4 separate regions of the Mus musculus genome follow, and regions 1, 2 and 3 are each linked to region 4. Evidence: chromatin loops called from intact Hi-C (ENCODE). Cell type or tissue: left cerebral cortex. All regions are shown on one strand.

Region 1 (5,000 bases), 88 kb after region 4:
CAAGCACATGCCTCAGCCTCACAAATGCATCAGCACTGAGATAATGGGCATAATTTATCATGCTTTTGTTCCTTTCTGCTGTTAAAAAAAAAGTTTAAACTACACCCGCTGGTCTGTGCCTATGTTCCCAATATTTAGAAGGCTGAGACAAAAAGTTTGCAATTCAAGGCAAGCCAAGGATACATGAACAAGATCTCATCTCTAAAACTCAAGAATAATCACACAAATGGCCATTATTTTTCTGCTCTTTCACATTCACAAACGGTCAAATACCTGTCATTAAATTTTGGGAACTGCCCTCCACCACCAACCACCCCGAAATAGTATTTTAACTGGGTTTCATTGTACACATCTATAATCTTGAGCAGTGAGGCAAAGGCTCAATCAAAGGTCAGGAGTTCAAAGTCATACCCTGTTAACACAGTGAATTCTAGGTCAGCTTGCACTACATGAGATCTTACCCTTCAAAAAGTGATCTTAATATATACTAACTTTACTAGTTAATATATTATTTCCCCTATATTCTAGAAGAACAAAAGGTGTTTGTTAACTACTAGGTAGTCAGTAGGTAATTAGATCTTTAATGCAGAAACTGCTGTTTCAGTATGTTGGTTACATATGGTTTTTATTCAGGCTTGTCAATTAAGAAATACAAACCAAGCAACTCTTAGTTGCTTCTACAGGTTCACTCTTTCCTTACAGAAGCTGCTCACTACAGCTCTGAAGTATAGTATAGGCAGCAAGAGATTTGGGTGGAGCAACAATTCATCTGAAATCCAGAGTTAAATATTTACTTCCTTTGGTGCCTTATACAGAAAGGCACTGTTAAGATGTTACAAAATAGAAAATAACCACAGCAAATAGTTCTAGTGGCAACTTACTATCAACAAGTTACAGTGGTGGTGATGATTCTTTTCATTTTTTTTACAATTATAGTCTTTAAACTCTACACACACACACACACACACACACACACACACACACACACACAAGTGCTATTATGAAATAGTCCCTGCCCCCCCACCCCCCTCAATATACTGAACATAGCAGTTTCTTAGAACAAAAAAAAAAAAAAAAAATCAAGGCAAGTCTGATTTCAAATTTTCAATATAAAAGCAAAAGTATGTAATGCAACAGCTGTTCAACTTCCAACTCTATAGGCCCCTAACAAAACAGCCCCGTGTTTAAATGTCTCCAGCACACAATCCAGTAGAAATGCTCAACTGTAATCAACTAATAACCAACGTGAACAGAACCTTAGAAAAGAAGTTACAATACTTCCCTTCACCCTCTCCTCTTATAGTTGGAGGAACAGGTATCAGGAGATATAAAAGTCAAAGGAAGAAGAATTATAATGGAAAAAAAAAATCCTAAAGCTGCTGCTGTTTGGAATAGAAAAGAAGACAATATTTTACAAATGTTCAAAAACTGCAAGACATTAACACAATTCATTCACTATCACTCCTAACTTGAAAGAATAGAGAACAGTATCTCATCATATAAACTGTTATGTTCAGGTTCACAAAAAACTATGGATGTAGTTTTAGGCTTTATGAAGGAAAACAGGTTCAGTTCAAATCATTGGATACTATACATCTAGTCTGACTGGATCGGTGTCTAGAACTGTCACCCTTTACAACTATAAACAATAGCATGTAACTCCATGGGAAGCTTAAGGATTGAAGATATGTACACAGCTAGTTAGATCTCCCCTGCTTCACGCTCTTCAGAGCTCCTCCTGTCTTCTGATCTGCCATTAGCACTCTCATAGGACCGCTTCTTATCTTTTCGATCTCGGTCACGAGGTGATCTGTCTCTTGAACTCCTGTCTCTGTCACGTGATGCTAAGTCTTGATCTCTGAATCTTTCTTTTGAGGATCTGAAAAATATTAATTTGAGGAGCAAAATATGTTGGGACACCCAAAATCCAATGAAAGAATAGGATCAATATTTTCTGATAGCTGAAGAAATAGGTAAGAATATATCTGAGAAGAGAGTTTCTTATAGAATAGAGTCCTACTATACAGCTGAAAAGGGCACCAAAACAAAATTGGGAAGAACAAATAGCTATACAGTTAAGGGCAAAAGAGCCTAAACTAAACAATGTATTCTTAGTATTTCAGAGATAAAGTTTCTTCAACTAATAAAAAGGCATTTAGTATAAAAACAATATATAAGTAATTGCTTTTATAAGTGAAAAGTATCAAGATTCCAAATTGGATGGAAACCAATGAATTTGTACAGCAGTCATCTCTTGTGCTAAATAAGGATTTGAAGTGTTGTAAATTACAAGATCAGGGTGTATGAGTTATTCTTTTCTATCAACTTTAAAAATGACAGAAATGCAAAACCATCCATAGCTTTCTGGTTTTATACAAACAGGCTTCGGCCACATTTGTCCTATGGGCAGTATGTTGCAAACTAGGTAAGAGAACTACTTAATATGGCTTTAAATAACCATTTGCTAATTTAAAAATCTGGTTCACTATTCAAGTGAATTCATTAAACCAAAATGTAAAGTATCAAAAAATGATCACACTATAATAAAATTCTGCCGGGCATGGTGGCGCACGCCTTTAGTCCCAGCACTTGGGAGGCAGAGGCAGGCGGATTTCTGAGTTCGAGCCAGTCTGGTCTACAAAGTGAGTTCCAGGACAGCCAGGGCTACACAGAGAAACCCTGTCTCGAAAAACCAAAAAGAGATAATAAAATTCTAACTGTTCCTAGTACTACTATCTTCATTCTAACCCCATCTTCAAAGATATATAAACAAAACACCCTCAGATATGCAACCAGGAAAAAAACAAAACAGAAACACATTATGTAGAACCTAACTATATTGGTTAGCATAGAATATATACTTTTCAACACCTAAAATGAATTAACAACAAATATCACATTTATTTAGTTCTTTACAGGTGGTACAGAATGTTTATACATAATTTATCTCAATCAAGGTTAGAATTATAATCAGAGGCACTGCCAAGTCCTGCATAATACTTATTTTTTTTTAAAGTTGGAGTTTAAAGTTGGATCTCAATATGCTATGTTTGCATGCTACTAACCCAGAAAACACAATACTTTCAGAAAAACATAAGGCAAGATAAAAAATACTACTATAACCAGTTTGAAAAATATAGATAAGGAGAGTATTATAGTTTGAATATAAAACAGTCCAAAAGGCTCATGTACTGTTGAAGACTTGAAACTGGTGATGGTGCTACAGATAAAGGTGGCTAGCTCATAAAGATGGTACAACCGCTGAATTAACCCACTGTAAGTTCATAGCTAAACAGCCATTAGGAGGTGGTTTCTGGCAGGAGGAAACAGGTCAAGAGGGGTCTATTTTATTATAACTTCTACCTGGTTCTTTGTTCTCTATGCCATGGTGTTCTGGTTAGGCATGGGCCCAGAAACAATTCAAAAGTGGCCATGAGCCGGGCGTGGTGGTACACGCCTTTAATCCCAGCACTTGGGAGGCAGAGGCGGGCGGATTTCTGAGTTCGAGGCCAGCCTGGTCTACAGAGTTCCAGGACAGCCAGGGATATACAGAGAAACCCTGTCTTAAAAAAAACAACAACAAAAAAGTGGCCATGAACTGAAATCTCATTTTCACTTCACAAAAGTGTGAGCTAAAAATAAAGACCTTCCTTCTCACAAATTGTTTTCTTTTTTTTTTTTTAAACTTTTCACTTTATTTATTTTTTTTAAAGATTTATTTATTTTTATTGTATATAAGTACACTGAGCTGTCTTCAGACACTCCAGAAGAGGGAGTCAGATCTCATTACGGATGGTTGTGAGCCACCATGTGGTTGCTGGGATTTGAACTTCGGACCTTCGGAAGAGCAGTCGGGTGCTCTTACCCACTGAGCCATCTCACCAGCCCACAAATTGTTTTCAAATACTTTGTCGTAATACAAAACTATGGCAACAGAAATTAAGATTTAAAAAGCTTGAAAAATCAACACCAATTTCAAGCATTCTACTTGAAGTTATATAAGCCTTTTTCCCCTTTTGTTTTTGGAATCAAGTTCTCTCTCCCTAGCCCAAGCTGGCCTCAATTTATGACAAGCCTCCTGAGCCTCAGCCCCTCAAAAGTTATCATTTCAGGAGCCCCTGCTTAATAAGCATTATACAAGGAAAAATAATAATAACCACATTCCAAGTCTACACAAGCCATCTTCAAAGCTTCTATTAATGATAGAAATGATCACTAAGAACATGACATTAGATGCTGGCAAGTCCCTGAGGTCAGTGATAACTGAAAAAGAACAAAGACATGAACTAATGTTTGTACAAGATTACAAATATCCTCCTACACACCATTTGTTACTTGTTACTAGTGAAAGCCTAATAAGCCAAATGTCTCTATTATCTCTAATGAAATATGGAAAAACAACGGGATGTAATTAAATTATTTGGCAAAGAATTCTGAACCCAAGTAGTGTGACTTTGAAGTCTACTATAGGACAGAACACCCCCAAAAGCACAAAATTGCTGAAGGTCCTCACTGACCTATGGGAACTGTTGCCAAGACAAGGTTCATATAGACAACCTACTTGTAGTAACAGAGATATAAGTACTTCACAGCAAGGGCAAGAAAACAGCAAACTGCCAAGACTTTTAATGGACTTTTTTTACCATCAAAAACTAAACTCACATATATAACAATAATTTGATGTTATATATTTGAAATAACAAGTAATCATTTGCTTTTTTGTTAAAAACAATGATGTTTTAAAAGTAATTTGAATTCAAAGATATGAAATACTCTTGAGAAAAGCAAAATTTTTAATAATTTTACAAAAATAATCCTCTTTTGAACATGCTGAATATGGTGGGAAGTTTTCCTATATAACTAAACTTCCCAAGTTCAGGAAGCCTCAGGATGACACAGTGATAGGACAGACTTCCCACCCACCCCTCCCATCTCCATCACCAATAAAGACAAGTAAGATAAACATCAGAAAAATGACAGCTGAGCAGGTCAACACAAGA
Region 2 (5,000 bases), 98 kb after region 4:
TTTGTTTAACCACTCTTGAGCTCGTTAACCTATTTCTAATACATAATCCAACTTTTTAAAATGTCAAGAAAATAATATGCAAAATATTTACTATGTACCTAACCCCTAACACATTTTATTTACAAGAGAAAAAAACAGTAAAGTAAATTCAAGTTCCTGCATTGTTGGAGTTTATAGTTTAGAGACAAGTTTTTAGAAATCTACCTCTAGTAAAGAAATAAGTAAATGGAAAATGGGTAGTAACAGTTTACATATGAACAGGAAGAACAGGATTTTCTGACAAGATCCCACTGAAAACGAGAATCAGCCAGCATAGACAGGAGCACTCATCCATAAAGTGCTGGAATGGGAGCACGTTCAACATGGTGAAGGACTAGAAGAAATCTATTGAGCTACAATGAAGTGAGCAAACAAGAGCAGCTTGAAGACTAAGTATTTTATCATTCAAACCAGGAAGCTCTAAGCAGTGTGTTATATAAAGTGAATGGAAGTATTATTGTGTGAAAACAAAATTATCTTATGGCACACTGGACTACACTGTCACCAGATGTGGTCACAGCTCAGCATTAAGGAATATAGAGGAAGGAGAATAATGAACTCAAACAAGATCCTGCCTAGAAAATTAATAAACTAGGCATGCAGACATATGCCTGTAATCTTTCCCAACAGTCTAGAAGAAAGACCCACGAGTTCCAGAAGACAAATTGGAGTCAAACAGGGCTACACAGATGGCTCAACAAGACTCAAAAAGAAAACCAAACAAATCCCATACAACAGCAGCAAAATCCCAAGTAAAAGGCTATTTGTATTTCCAACTGAATTTTGTTTTTATTTCAAATTGCCTTTAAAAAACTCCTGTCACATACATATTTACTATATTTCTAAAAAGTTTTTTGTGTGTGGTTTTTTTTTTTTAGCTTGCTCATTTAATACCAGAGTGGTAATGTACAATTCTACTTTGATAAAACTAAGTAGTAGTTCTGATTATGTTCTGAGCAGTTACTCTTCAATTGCAAGGCTCACACCTGAAGTACCATAGAGTCAGTGGTAATTGTTTGTTTGTTAGTTGTGAGACAGGGTTCCTCTGTGTAGCCCTGGCTGTCCTAGAATTTGCTCTGTAAATCAGGCTAGCCTAGAACTCAGTAGATTGCCTGCCCCTGCCCCTGCCTCCTGAATGCAGGGATTAAAATCACACACCACTACCACCTGGCTAGATCACTAGTAATTTATTAATTCTCACTGAAGTTTAAAAGAAATATATTCTAAAAACATACATTTGAAAAATACAACTTCACTATTATATCCATATGCTACAGTACCTACCTTTTGGGATTCTTGCTATGTGATCGGGACCTAAAAAAAGAATATCTACTTTTAGAAAAGTGACTAAAAATTTTAAACTGGCACAATGTTCTGCTATATGACAATTTTCTTGAGTTCTGACTTTTATGTTACTTCTATAAAAACAAGACATGTACTTGAATGAGAGTCTCCCCCAACAAACAACAGAACTCTATAGAATTCCCCTCCTTGTCACAGAAGTTCCTTCAACTAGGCACCTGGCTTAGAAAACAATATACTTCTGGTGACTGAAACTGTCTGCTTATCATAAAAACTTAATTCTCCAAAACCCACTTCCTAAACTAGAACAAAAACAGACCTTTTTTTTCTATAGCTTTTACATTGAGCTTTTCTCTTCTGGAAACAAAAATGTTTCGATATGTAAAATGACCATTCTGAACTTACAACTTCACACTATAGTCCTAGAAAAATGATGTCAAGCTTAGACCTTTGTCTACTTACACAAATTATATTCTTTTATAAAGAATACAGAAAATTAAGAAAATTAGACTATAGGGCTGGTGAGATGGCTCAGTGGGTAAGAGCACCCGACTGCTCTCCCGAAGGTCCAGAGTTCAAATCCCAGCAACCACATGGTGGTTCACAACCATCCGTAACGAGATCTGACTCCCTCTTCTGGAGTGTCTGAAGACAGCTACAGTGTACTTACATATAATAAATAAATCTTTAAAAAAAAAAAAAGAAAAAAAAGAAAATTAGACTATAAGAAAATTAGTATTTCTAATTGTGTGTGTGTGTGTGTGTGTGTGTGTGTGTGTGTGTGTGTATAAACTTGGGTGTGCATGACTTAAAAGGTTAGAAGTATTGGATCCCCTGAAACTAGAGTCACAAAAAATTATTACCTGTTCAATGTGGACAATGCTAGTAAGGAGACTCAGGTCCTCTTTGCAAGTGCAGGTCCATGTTCTCAATCACTAAAGCCATCTCTCTAGCCCCAAAATGATTATATTCCTTCATATTTAAAAAAATTTTGAGGGCTGAAAAGACGGCTCCACGGTTAAGAGAACTGACTGTTCTTCCAGAGGTCTTAAGAGTTCAATTCCCAGCAATCACATGGTGGCTCACAACCATCTGTAATGGGATCCGGTGCCCTCTTCTGGTTTGTCTGAAGAAAGCAGCAGTGTACTCATATACACAAAATGAATCTTTAAAAAAAATTTTTTTTGCCTGTATGTGTACATGTATGTTAGTCATGATTTTGTTTAAAAAAAAAAAAAAGTCTTTGCCTACATGTGTATATGTATGTTAACCATGTACATGTGTGAGGTCAGAAGACACTGGCGCCCCAGAACTAGAGTAGAGTTATGGATGGTTGTGAGCTACCATGTGAGTGCTGCTACTCTGGGCCATTTCTCCAACCTCCAAATGATCCAGCCCCAGATTATACTCTTATATAGCATACTCTTCTCATTTCCCAGTACAATCTCAGAACTCAATAAACAATTCCAATTCCATGATGAGTACAACACTGCAGTAGTTTATCTTGTGGTATGAATGTATATATAATGGCAAGCATGTTTAAAGTATGCTTTGGACTGTCTTAACTATATATAGTTCTATTCATTCATTGTGCAACCAGGGGGAAGTTATATATCCTACCTTAATCTATCATTTGTTAAGAGAGGAATAGCAATGTAAATGTGAAAAGTGTAAAATGTTCCCCAAACTCTGACATGCTGATGATCTGGTCCCCAGCTGGCATATCTAATCATTCAGAGCTAACTGGACCCTAACTATTTTAACTAATGGATAAATACTGACAATTTTTTTTTAGATGTATACATGTGTATTGCAAGCTTGTGGATATTCATGGAGGTCAGAAGGTTTTAGATCCCATGGAGTTGGGAGTTACAGGCAGTTGTGAACTGCTCAATGTGGCTGCTAAGAACTGAACTCAGGTCTCCTCAAAGAGCAGCAAATGTTCTTAGCCATTTCTCCAGCACCTACTGGCAGATTCTAATTGTTGTTAGGTTACAGAAACCAGTAGGTGTGACCTAGTTCAAAGAAATAGGCTCTTTGAAGGGTGGTTATTATCCCTGGACTTGTTCTGAAAACATCTTGAAGTAAGCAACTTTTCTCTACCATGGCTGGTTGTATCTTTCAGCCACCAGGATGTTCGGCTCACAGAAATGTAGCGAGCAAACCAGGTGCTGAAACTTCTGAGACCACAAGTCAAATAAATCTTTATTTTTTTAAGCTCTTTTCTCAAATATTGTTTGTTTGTTTTGAGACAGGGTTTCTCTGTGTAGCCCTGGCTGTCCTGGAACTCACTCTGTAGACCAGGCTGGACTCAAACTCAGAAATCCGCCTGCCTCTGCCTCCCCAGTGCTGGGATCAAAGGCGTGTGCCACCACCACTCGGCTTTTTTTTTTTTTTTTTTTAAGGTAGTCTTACACTACAGGGCAAGATAGCTTTAAACTAGTTACTCTCCTGAGTGCTAAGATTACAGATATGAACAACTACACCTGCTTTTTTTTCATTTTGGGGAGAATGAGAACTCACTATGTAACTTAACGTACTACACAGATTAAGCTAGTCTCAAAGCTGCCAATCCTTTTATTTCAGTTTCTTACGTTAGGATTATAGGTATGAACTACCATGCCTAGCTAAACATTTCTCCAATAAGGTTATATTTTGCAATCAAAAGAAATTGAGGTCTTGAGAACTGAGATTGGTTATGAGTCCACCATAACTCATAAACTGGGGTAAAGATGTGAGCCTCAATAGAGTTCTTGGGACTTCCTGTCTGGGCATGTTGGTTGGTACTGCAATTCTCCTGGTCTTTCATCCCCAGAGGTCCCAGTTCCGCCCTGTCCACTGCTGCATCCCAAGGGTCTATAAAGTTACCTGGTACACAACAGGTGAGCTATGAGTGCTGTCAGGGCTTACCTCCGTGGCACTGGGGGGAAACTCAGGCCCAGTAACCCCAGTGCAGGGGGAGTCAGAAAAAGGATTACGAAGTAATCAACTGGGGACTGGAGAGATGGCTCAAGCACTGACTGCTCTTCCAAAGGTCCTGAGTTCAAATCCCAGCAAACATATGGTGGCTCACAACCATCGATAACAAGATCTGATGCCCTCTTCTGGAGTGTCTGAAGACAGCCACAGTGTACTTACATATAATAAATTACATATAATATTAAAAAAAAAAAAAAAAGCTGGGCGGTGGTGGCTCATGCCTTTAATCCCAGCACTTGGGAGGCAGAGGCAGGCGGATTTCTGAGTTCGAGGCCAGCCTGATCTACAGAGTGAGTTCCAGGACAGCCAGGGATACACAGAGAAACCCTGTCTTGAAAAAAAAAAACAAAATAAAACAAAAAAGTCAACTTTCTTACCATCTACAAATATTGCAGTCCCACAAACAATATGAGGTCATTTAACTAACTCAATCAAATCTTAAACCGAGAATTCCAACATTATTTAAAATGCTATCTACTCTATACAAGTAAGACCAGCCTAAGACTGAGTATAGTGACTACTTCTTGAAATTTCTGCATTTAGGCAGTTGGTTTGGGTTTAACAATAAAGTAATATAGATGTCATATACAACTTTTAATCCTAAAAATCAAGAGGCAAATGCAGGCATATCTCCATGAGTTCAAGGCCAGTCTATTCTATATAGCTCTAGGACAGCCAGG
Region 3 (5,000 bases), 160 kb after region 4:
CCCAGCCCTAGAATTCTGAGCATGAATTTATGGTATTTTCCTGAGGAATTTCTTTTGTTGTTACTATTTTGTTTTGTTTTGTTTTGTTTTCTAGATAGGGTTTCACTATGGAGCTCTGGCTGTCCTGGAATTCAACTCTAGACTAGGCTGGGCTCAAAGTCTGAGATATGACTACCATTACCTCCCAAATTCTTTTTGTGAGGAACTTCAAAACCTTTACTACAAAGTACCTTCAAGGACAATAATGTTACCTCTATAAGGTACAATAGCAGTCATATATACCTACCTACTTATCTTCCCCTCTTTGAAACTGTTGGGTTTGCCTTAATTATGCTTTCTTTAAATTTTTAGTTATGTTTTCTTTCCCTGTACCCTTACTTTTCCTAACCTCTATTCACTTGCCAATTCCAGATGCCTAATTATAGCCTACTAGACTTTCTGAAGCACCTCTTCTTCATACCACTGTCCCCTGGTTATCTATACCCTTAGCACTTATTTATGCTAAACATGATCTTATTTTATGGCTCTTCAGGGAGACTGTAGCTTCTTACATGTATATCTTTTGGGTTTGTTTTTTGTTTGTTTGTTTTTTCTCAGAGTCAAGGATACTCTATATAGTCTTGACTGTCCTGGAACTCCCTATGTAGACCAGACTGGCCTCAAACTCAGAAATCCACCTGCCTCTGCCTCCCAATTGTTAGGATTAAAGGACATGTTCCACCAACACCTGCCACATCTTATTCTTGATATTTGGCCCTAGTTCTTAATACACAGTACCTAACATAACTTTTTAAAAGATAAGTGAATTTTAGTTCTAAAGTTTTGCAATGCTCAAATTCTGTAGTTAAGATAATTGCTCAAGAACTTAAGTTTCCATTCCCCTAAATTGTAGCCATGCTTGATCAAGCAGAACTGGGCAGGTGACTGTCCCCGAGCCTTAGTGTTTGTATTTGATCTTGTCCAAAAGGCAGAGAATTGAGCATTACCACATTTGGAAAATTAACCATCTTCCATTCCTTTCTAAGAGGAATATGAACTGTGGATTTCACAATGGCACTTCCCAAGGATAGCATTCTGTATGTTTATGTTTGTTACACCAGTAAAACATGTCATGTATCCTGTCATGCAGAAGGCTAAAGATGTGACATCTCCATAGAATATAAGATATTGCTTTCCTCAGTGGTGAAAGGCTAGTACTAAATAAAACAGTACCACTCTTCAACTCTTGAATATTCCCCACTAAATTGCCTTAAAAATTGCATTTGCCTGGCCCATGCCTTTAATCCCCACACTCAGGAGAAAAGGGCAATCAGATGTGAGTTCAAGGTCAATCTGGTCTAAACAGCAAATTCCAGGTCAGCCAGAGTAATGCTGAAATTCTGTATCTTCATTCCCCACCAACACGCAAGCAAGCAAAAGCACGCGCGCGAGCAGGCGCGCGCACACACACCTACACACACACACACACACACACCCGTCAAATCACAAAAACACTGCTTCCTATTAAAACTTTAATGTAGAAAGGATGAGGAGAGGGGATGCTTGTACCCTTACGCCTTTAAGTCTTACGACCCCTAGGACCCACTTCACACAACGCCCGCTCCTTACTCCATTCCACACCCCATGCACCAGACAAACCAATGAAATCGTCAGAGACAGCTCCACCCCGGTGGGTGGCAGATACGAAGTCCCTAGGAAGGTGCGCCCCACGCGGCTTCTGGGCCAGTAGGGGATTTCAGACCGCAGGTTAGCCGAAGGGCTGGAGTCTGTGGTGAGACCCGCAGGTGGAGGACAGGGTGACTCAGACACGTTTGTCCTGAGACCCTCTATCACCTGCGCAGACCGCCCCCTCATCCGCCCTCCCGCGACCTGGAGCCCACCCAGCCGCGGATGCCGTACCCGATGTGCTCGGAAAGCCTTAACGAGGTACCGGTAGGCCGCTGTGTCGCGATATGGCCGCCCGGTGGCCGCGTTCAGGTAGCGCAGCTCCCTCAGAAGGCCCCGCAGAGTGCGCGCCGGGGACCCCAGGGCCGCCATTTTTCTGTCCTTGGAGAGCCTGGTCCCTCACTGCCTCGGGCGAGGTGTTCCCCCGCCCACTCCGCCCCACAGCGCCCTCTACCGACCACCCTTGGAGGGAAACGCGAGTGACAGGCACCTCAGGGGACCAGGAGAGCAAGGGAAGGTGCCGAATCCTCTCGGCCCTTCTGACTGCGTCCCTTTGGACTGCCGTAAGCTGATGGCCGCCGAGTCTCTGAGGAAAGGTGTCTGGCAGGAGAGTATGTGGATGTCTGGACATAGGTCACGCCAAAAAGATCTTACTGTTTCTACCAGGGATGTCAAAATTAAACGTACCGACCTCCAACTTTATGGTCCCCGCAGCCTAGGAGAAGAAAATGAACTCATACCCTGGTATGGCAAACTGCAGCCCCTTTACTAGTAAAGCCTCACATCCAGTTCTCTAGTTTTGTTTTGTTTTTCTGTTTGTTTATTGTTGTTTTTCGAGACATGGATTCTCGGTATAGCCCTGGCTGTCCTGGAACTCACTCTGTAGACCAGGCTGGCCTCGAAATCCGCCTGCCTCTGCCTCCCGAGTGCTGGGATTAAAGGCGTGCGCCATCACGCCTGGCTTTTTTTTTTTTCGTTTTGTTTTTTTTGTTTGATTGTTTTTCCCCGCAGTTCTCTAGTTTTAAAACAAGATGGCCGGGCGTTGTGGCACACGCCTTCACTGCCTGCAGAAGCAGGCGGATCTCACAGCTCATAGACCATTATGGTCTGCAGTTTGTTCTAACCCAGCCAGAACTAGGTAGAGAGACCTTGTCTCTAAATACATAAAATAAACAGTAAGTTTGACTCGCAATAATCATCTAATTAGATGATGTTAAAATAGATAAAAAAAAAAAACGAACCACCCCAGATGGGACTCGAACCCACAATCCCTGGCTTAGGAGGCCAATGCCTTATCCATTAGGCCACTGGGGCTTCTTCTACTGATGTCCTCAAACACCATAATCAAGTTATTTCCTGTTTCGTACGTCATCACTTAAATTTATTGTTTTTACCCTATCACAGAGAACCAAACTCAGCCTCAGTGTGAAACGGATGCCTGCTGGGAAATGTAGTTTAGATGCCAAGAGTCAACCGCTTCACCCTGCAAACAGTGGATGCCACGAAGCCGAACGGGCTCCCGCTTTTGCTTACGTGTTCGTGTTTCTGTGCGTAGTAGCTCTGCGCCTGCGCAAAAGTGGGCCCGGGAGACGTCAGAGCCAAACGGGCTGCGGAAACCAGTTCCTCGAGCCTCCCTCTGGTCCTATTCTTTGTCAGATTGTAACAGGAAAAGCCAAGCCCCTTCCGATTGGGCTACTTTCAGGGTTTGTCTTCGCTCTTAGCTGGTCGTTAGGTGGCGTTTAGGTAGTGGTCAGTTTCTGTTTCCGGTTACAGCGCTGAGGCCATTTCCGCAGCCAAGGATGTATTAGAATGGGGTTCAGTTTTCGAATTTTCAAGTGGGCTATAAGTATAAGACGGTGCGAAATTAGTGCCTACTATAGTAGAAATTAGGGATAATTAGAATTTAGGTTTGTTCCTAATTGTATACCGTAGACAAAACCACTTTGGGAGGAGGGGGTGAGGAGTGAGACCGGGTTTCTCCGTGTAGTCCTGGAGGTCCGGGAACTCGCTCTGTAGACCAGGCTGCCTCCCGAGTGCGGGGATTAAAGGCTTGCGCCATCACCGCCCTGTCATAAAACCTCTTTTTGAGGTGTCAGTGGCTCTTTATTTTCTAAGAAGCAGTTCAGTCTATTTAAGGTTGCCCTTGTAGACCCTACCTCATTAGCTTTTTATATGTTAACCTTCGTCTAGCTCCGGCCGCTTCTTGTTCCCCTCTGCTCAGATATCTGAGCTAGCCTCTTTCCTCAGTCCCAACAGCCTGCATATCGCCTTAGTATTCCTATTTACTCTCTGGGTCTTTTGACTTGCTCGGTGTATGTTAGAAGCTGTTCTAGGCCCTTTAGGCTCTCTATGACAAGGTTACAGTTAGCTTTGTCATTCGTAGTGGCATGCTTAGGAGGAAGAAGGATCTCTGTAAATTGGAAGCCTCCGTGAGACCCTGTCGCAAATTACATTAAAAAAAAAAAAAAAGTTACTCCCTTGTGTTAGAACCTAGACCAAACTCATCCGCAACTATGTCTCTCTTCCCTAGCAGCTGCTCCTGGGTACCAGCCCCAAGCTAACGAACTCTAAGTTATCGGGAGCTACCCCTGCATGATGAAGTCACACTAACTAAACGGGGTTTCTCCTTCCAACCTCTTCACATCGAGATCACACATTACCCTCAACCCCCTCTCCCTCCCCAGCTTCCCTCTCTCTTGTCCCCTCCCCATCTTCTCTCTCCCACCCCCCCTCCCCCTCTCCATCTATTCTCTGTTCCTCTTCCCTCCTACATGTCCCCAGCCCCCCTCATCCCTTCTTCCTCTCTCCCCTCCTCCCCCCTTTCCTTTTCTCCAATAAACCTTCTCTATATTAAAAAAAAAATCACATTATCACACATTACATCCTTGATTGTAAGACTTTCTCCTTCCCCCCCCCCCCCATCCAGGAGTGAAAAACATCCTAGTTACAAGCATGGACTCTTGACATGGAAGCTCACCTACCCTTCCCTCTGAAACCAGAAGAAGAGATACCCATTCTGACATTTGAGTCTTAACTGCCCTTGCATTCTCTTCAATGCTGCTGACTGCCTGTTGATTTGTGGCATTAATAATTTAAATAGATTTCTTACCCAAAAGAAATTTTCTTACAGTGTCTTAAAAAGTGTCTTACCCAAAAGACAGTGTAGCCCTGTGTCTCCTTGAGCCCCAAACTACAGGAAAGCGTTCATCTCTTTCCTGGCTCCCTCTCTTTACCACATTAATATCCTGTTGTGGTTGTCTGTTTTCTTCTTTCAACTGGGAGACTTGTCATCTCCCAAAACCCTGTACCTAAGAGGAAAAAAAATGTTGTGCCAG
Region 4 (5,000 bases):
ACAGCGCCCACAGCCCTAGGCTCCACCGGCACTGTAGCCCACCTGGTGGCATCCCAAGGCTCAGCACGCCACACCGTGCAGCACACTGCCTATCCGGCCAGCATCGTCCACCAGGTCCCTGTGAGCATGGGGCCCCGGGTCCTGCCCTCGCCCACCATCCACCCCAGTCAGTATCCAGCCCAGTTTGCCCACCAGACCTATATCAGCGCCTCGCCAGCCTCCACCGTCTACACTGGATACCCACTGAGTCCTGCCAAGGTCAACCAATACCCTTACATATAAACACTGGAGGAGGCCCGCCAGGGAGGAGGGTGGAGGAGCTCCCAGACCGACCTGGAGAGCTGGGATTTTCTACTGCAGGTGCCGCACACAAACAATGCAATGGGGCAGGGAGGGGGGCAGTCGGGGCACAAATGAAACTTGAACTAGGAAGTGGGAGGACTTAGAGCGGAGAAGAGACCATTGTAAAAGGAGGGGTAAGGAGGGGAAATCTATGCTTTTTATTTTAAAAAAGAAAAAGGAAAAAAAGAAAAAGAAAAATGTTAGTAACAAAAGAGGACAAAAAGAAAAAAACACAGCTCACAACCCATTCTGCACCAAACCGGAAGGAGAAGAGGCGCGAAGGAGCCTGGAGCAAGGGGCCCCAGTTTTTTGAAGAACTTTATGAACTTTTTAAAGATTATTTTCATATGGCAGCAAGTGACATTGAAGAACTTGCTGTCAGGGACACCTGATATGGAAGTCCAATAGATTTTTAATTAATTGAACATTAAAATTAGGGATTTTCCCAGAACTCCAAAAGGGCCAACATCCCTTTCAAATGTCAGGCTCTGTCCTGCAAAGGCTCATATTTGGGGGTTGGTCTGGGGTTGGCAAAGCCCAGTTCTGACTTATTTGTCAGAAATAGTGGGGTCAGCTAAACTAATGGAAGGTTCCCCCAGAGGGAGGGCGGGTTCCTCTTTTGGAGCATTCTGGATAAATCCCTAAGCAATGTTATTCCTCAGATGTCATTAATTATGTATGTTGCAGTCTTTAGTTTTTTTCTTTTCTGAGACTTTCTTTTCTCTTTGGATCAACCCCTAGTCGTGTAGCACAGGCTAGTGGTTGTCCTGGACACCCTAGAAGAATGTAGCACTGCACCCTTGTTTCCTACCTTGTGTTCAACTCCAGTGATACCAATAGACTAGTCCTCACTGTAATTGCACAAAGTGATTTAACATAGGCATGGAACCAATGTGGTAGTCCAGGTGATGGAGTGAGTGTGCGAGCACGTGTGGGTGTGACCGGGGCTGCCACCCTCCCCGTGTGTCCCTTGGCACCGCCGGCCGTCACAGCCCTTGCAGTCTTGATTTTACATCATTCCCTCCTAGTGCCTTAACGACTGACAGACAGAGACATGGCAAAGGGTTTACTTCCACTGGTATTCCAAGAAACTGGTCGGGGCTGGTCAGATGTTCTCAGCTCTTGTGTAAGCTGTTGTAATATTTTACTTGGGTCTTTATGTTTTTTTCATTGTTTTAATGTCACGTGGATTGTCTTTCCTGGGCTCTTTGTGAGCAGAAGGATTTCAGAGAAGCTCGCATAATGAAAAGGGGAGACTCATGGATCTCACAAGGGACGTGGGCGCCGTATGGTGAGGCACACTGGTGACAGCTGGCTCTTTCGGTGAGTTTTACTTTGAGAGCGGAGATCCAGAGAGACTCCTCACCCTGCCCTAGCTGTGCCATGGATGGCGCTAGGGAGTCTTAGGAATGGCAGCTTTGCCAGGCAGCTGCCTCAGCCGCCAAGCCCACCACCTCCTTCTTAGAGCCTTACAGGGAGAGGGCAGGAGATGTTACCTCCCCAGTCCCTCCCTCCTGCACGAAGCCTGGTAGTCTCAGACACACCCACATCTCTCTCCACCAGCTCAGGAGCTAGGCAGGCTCCTAGTTTGGCCAGCTCTCTCCCCCTGCAGACCCACTGGTAAGTCTGCTGTCACTTCTGTCCTGAAATTAACCTAGCTCTCCCTAGACAGTTTGATCTCTGCCTGTGAGAGAGAGAATGAGCTGAGGGCTGGAGGGGCACTAGTGGGGTGGCCAGAGATCCATTGCACTGAGAAAACACCGCCATGGACAACTAAGGCTCCAAAGAAATCCACCCTGAGCCTGTGCACCTTTGTTGCATTCCGCATACTTTCTCCAGCCTTGAACAGTGGAGTGAGTGGGTAGGAGTTCTCTGTCCTACCGAGAAACTCTGGAGCCGTTGATGTTAGAGACTTGTCAGGTCCAGGACGGGGTGAATTGTTTGATCCTGATGTGAGTCCTAGCTGGCCCTTCATCCACATCATCAGGTACAAAGAGGCCTCTGGTCAGCAGTCCAGCATCCTCCAGCCCCCCTCCCTTTCCTCCCTCTTTGGCCCTGTTCAATCTACTGTGAAAGGCTCTCCTCATGATAGCTGTCCTCCTTCAGTAACGAAGCTTACTTAGCTTTTAGCTGTGAAAAACTCTGGAAACTTGCCCAACCATTAATTCTTACAAAGTCCCTAAACTGGATGTGTCTCAGTGCACCCTGGGCCAAAAAGAAGATATGCTAGACTTGGGCATGGTGTGACCCACTTCAGCCGAGGGCTCACTGGGAGTGGACTGGATGATGCTGGCCTGTGGTAGGGTGCTCCATTTTTCTCTTCCTGGTCAGAACCATATTATTCCGAGACCAGCTCTGGCTGGAAGTGAGAGAGCAGGAAAGCCATCCATTCGGAGAGGGATACGGAGCAAAGCCTTTGGAGCCCCTGAGCCAGAGGCTCCCAGAGCCTCTGCAGCATGGAATTCTGTCACAGAAGTCTCTAGCCGCTAGATGGCAGCATTTCCCATGGGACTGTCTCGTACTAAGTCACCATACTAAGTCGCAGCTGACAGTGGGCCTGGCTTGCCCTGCCATGGGCAACACCTGGAAGGCCAGCACTCTCTGGAGCTGCTGGGCCGAGCTTGCCCTTCATCTCCTCCTGTCTGCTTGTGCTGAAGCTTCTCCCTCTTCCACATGTCCTTCCCTTTCTCTTCCAGACCAGGAATGAGTGTTCCTTGCTGCTCATAAAGTTAGTATTGTACTGACTGTTTGTATTATTGCCACTGTAATTATGATTATTATCACCTTGTTGCTATTTTAGTCAGGGTTTGAAGTATACATTTATTCCAGGTATCTTTGTGTTTTCTTCATAATATTTAAATTTATTTTATTCTTGCTGTGTGTATATGAGTAGACTGGAGGGACATATAGATTAGATGCCTGATCTTGTCAGAGGAAAGGAAAGGAAAAAGAAAATAAATAAATAAAATAAGAAAAGGCCCAGGAACTAGGAAAAACTGTTTCTATCAGCTCTGTCCCTCAAAGAGCTGCAAGAAAGACCTGCCCTACCACAGAGCAGAGACTTGGATACCCTGGCGCCTTCCCCTCCGCACGGCCCGGCTGTGTACAAAGCCGCTGTCGGTGCTGTGTCTTTTGGACCCTTTGGCAGCTTCTCTCACATCCTCTGTGCTCTCCTCCAGGTGTGAACTACTGACCAGATTTTAACCTGCCTCGCATCTGACGTGTAGCATCAAAGCTTCCACTAACCCCCACCCCGTCCCTTCACTATTCCCATTAACAAACTTGGAGTGTGGCTTATCTCCCTCAATGCAGAGACAGTGGTCCCACCTGGAGGCCATTAGGTACAGTGAGGGTGATGGGCACAGTGTTCCTGTGAGAGAGTTCCCTCGTCTGCTCTTCCCCAGGCAAATCCTCCCAGCTCCCAATTGTAGGGAGCCAGGTAAGGAACAGGACACGAGACAGTCTCATGGGAAGGACCTCTTCTAAATCACTGGCAAGTGAAGTGCACATGGGACCTTTTAGACCACCCTGCTTCTGAGCTGTGGCTGTGCCCTGCCTGCACTGTGATGTGTGTGTGTGTTTACCCCACTACCAGGCAGAAACAACCAGACCCCCAGTGAAGAAAGGATTGGAGCAATAGCTTCCCCAAACAGAAGGCAGCCACTCTGCAAACCTCATCCCACAACCACCCCTCCCTTGATCTCAAGTCCCATATTCAGAGCTGATGCATCAGGAGTAACACAGAATCCCAGCTAGTTAGCATCCTCACTAAGTTCCCACTGAGGTGCTCAGCACTGCATCCCTTTACAAAGAAGATGGAAGAAAGGCTGCTGCCCTTGGGACTATCCTCTCAGTGGAAGGAGGGCCACTTAGTCCTTACTAGACCATGTGTCCCTGGTGCATCCTCTGGGCCTTCTTTAATGAAGATAAACTGCTCGGCATGAGGATGATGAAATCAGCTCAGGTCTGAAATCGGTCTGTGGTACCTTGGGACCCTCAGGTCAGCAGGCTGCTGCTGCTCGCTGGTTCTTCCTGGGCCCTGGCACCCATGTCTCTGTTCGTGCGGCGGGTGATGTCTTGGGAAAGTGGATGAGGAGCAGGCCAGTAGGCAAGGCTTGTGGTAGTGCCAGTTAGCCCTGTGAATGGATGTTTGATGTGATTCAGAGGAAAAGGGGGCGAGTGGCCAGTGTCCCTGACTGTATTGCGTTCTCCCCTTCCTCGTAACAAAGTTGTTTGCAGCTGTAAAAGCCAGCCTGGCTTGGTTCTCTTTGTCTAAGAACTGGAACTGAGCAGCCAGCGTAGAGCAGGTCAGGAAGGGAGGTTAGCCCAGCAGACAGGAGCTCCCTGGACTGCGTCTCAGATGTTGCAAACACTCATTTTGAACAGTGTGTGGTGGAGGAGTGGGTTGGGTGATGTGAGTGGAGTTTACGTTCTTGGAAACCAGAGTGAGGTGCCTAGGAGGCTTAGGGAAGTATTGCTGCTGGTTCATGATGATGATGGTAGCTGGGTCCCCACCTGCCCCTCCCTCCCCCGGGTTCTCAACATCTGGCTAAGGGAGGGTAGGTTGTGGGCGTGGCTCTTGCTGGCCTGCCATGTAGCTGCTAGGACAGAAAACAGAAAGAAGATTGCTCTGTGCCCTCAGCTAGCAGACAGAATTC

What was found. A loop is a pair of places that touch in the nucleus more often than their neighbours do. Peaks named below come from ENCODE experiments on the same cell type or tissue, not always from the same donor. Only the 100,000 strongest peaks of a DNase experiment are listed, where the experiment ranks them.
Region 1: it touches region 4 in a loop (2.5-fold over the local background); 6 of 42 quality-filtered maps call a loop at or near these places.
Region 2: it touches region 4 in a loop (2.3-fold over the local background); 6 of 42 quality-filtered maps call a loop at or near these places.
Region 3: a loop joins it to region 4, with 3 times the contacts of the local background. A loop is called at or near these places in 3 of 42 quality-filtered maps.

The regions. Positions count from the first base shown.
Region 1 is chr6:38,605,032-38,610,031 of GRCm38, reverse strand. Luc7l2 (LUC7-like 2 (S. cerevisiae)) reads right to left here. Exons shown (of 10, transcript NM_138680.3): 10 at 562-1,879. The coding sequence ends at 1,702. Among named protein-coding and RNA genes, the nearest start is that of Klrg2, 30 kb to the left of the region's middle. In left cerebral cortex, no CTCF peak of the experiment used is centred here; no DNase peak of the experiment used is centred here.
Region 2 is chr6:38,595,138-38,600,137 of GRCm38, reverse strand. It overlaps Luc7l2 (LUC7-like 2 (S. cerevisiae)), which reads right to left. Exons shown (of 10, transcript NM_138680.3): 8 at 1,324-1,353. Among named protein-coding and RNA genes, the nearest start is that of Klrg2, 40 kb to the left of the region's middle. In left cerebral cortex, a CTCF peak has its summit at 2,473 (motif pointing left); no DNase peak of the experiment used is centred here.
Region 3 is chr6:38,531,910-38,536,909 of GRCm38, reverse strand. Fmc1 (formation of mitochondrial complex V assembly factor 1) reads right to left here and starts at 2,049. Exons shown (of 2, transcript NM_025363.3): 1 at 1,900-2,049. The coding sequence starts at 2,037. n-TRcct1 (a tRNA gene) reads right to left here and starts at 2,979; the gene lies at 2,907-2,979. In left cerebral cortex, CTCF peaks have their summits at 1,832, 2,043 and 3,390; DNase peaks (open chromatin) are centred at 2,105, 3,152, 3,618, 4,180 and 1 more place; H3K4me3 peaks cover 3,482 bases; H3K27ac peaks cover 3,179 bases.
Region 4 is chr6:38,693,417-38,698,416 of GRCm38, reverse strand. Hipk2 (homeodomain interacting protein kinase 2) reads left to right here. Exons shown (of 15, transcript NM_010433.2): 15 at 1-577. The coding sequence ends at 282. Among named protein-coding and RNA genes, the nearest start is that of Clec2l, 33 kb to the right of the region's middle. In left cerebral cortex, a CTCF peak has its summit at 2,819 (motif pointing right); DNase peaks (open chromatin) are centred at 1,648 and 2,831; H3K27ac peaks cover 1,581 bases.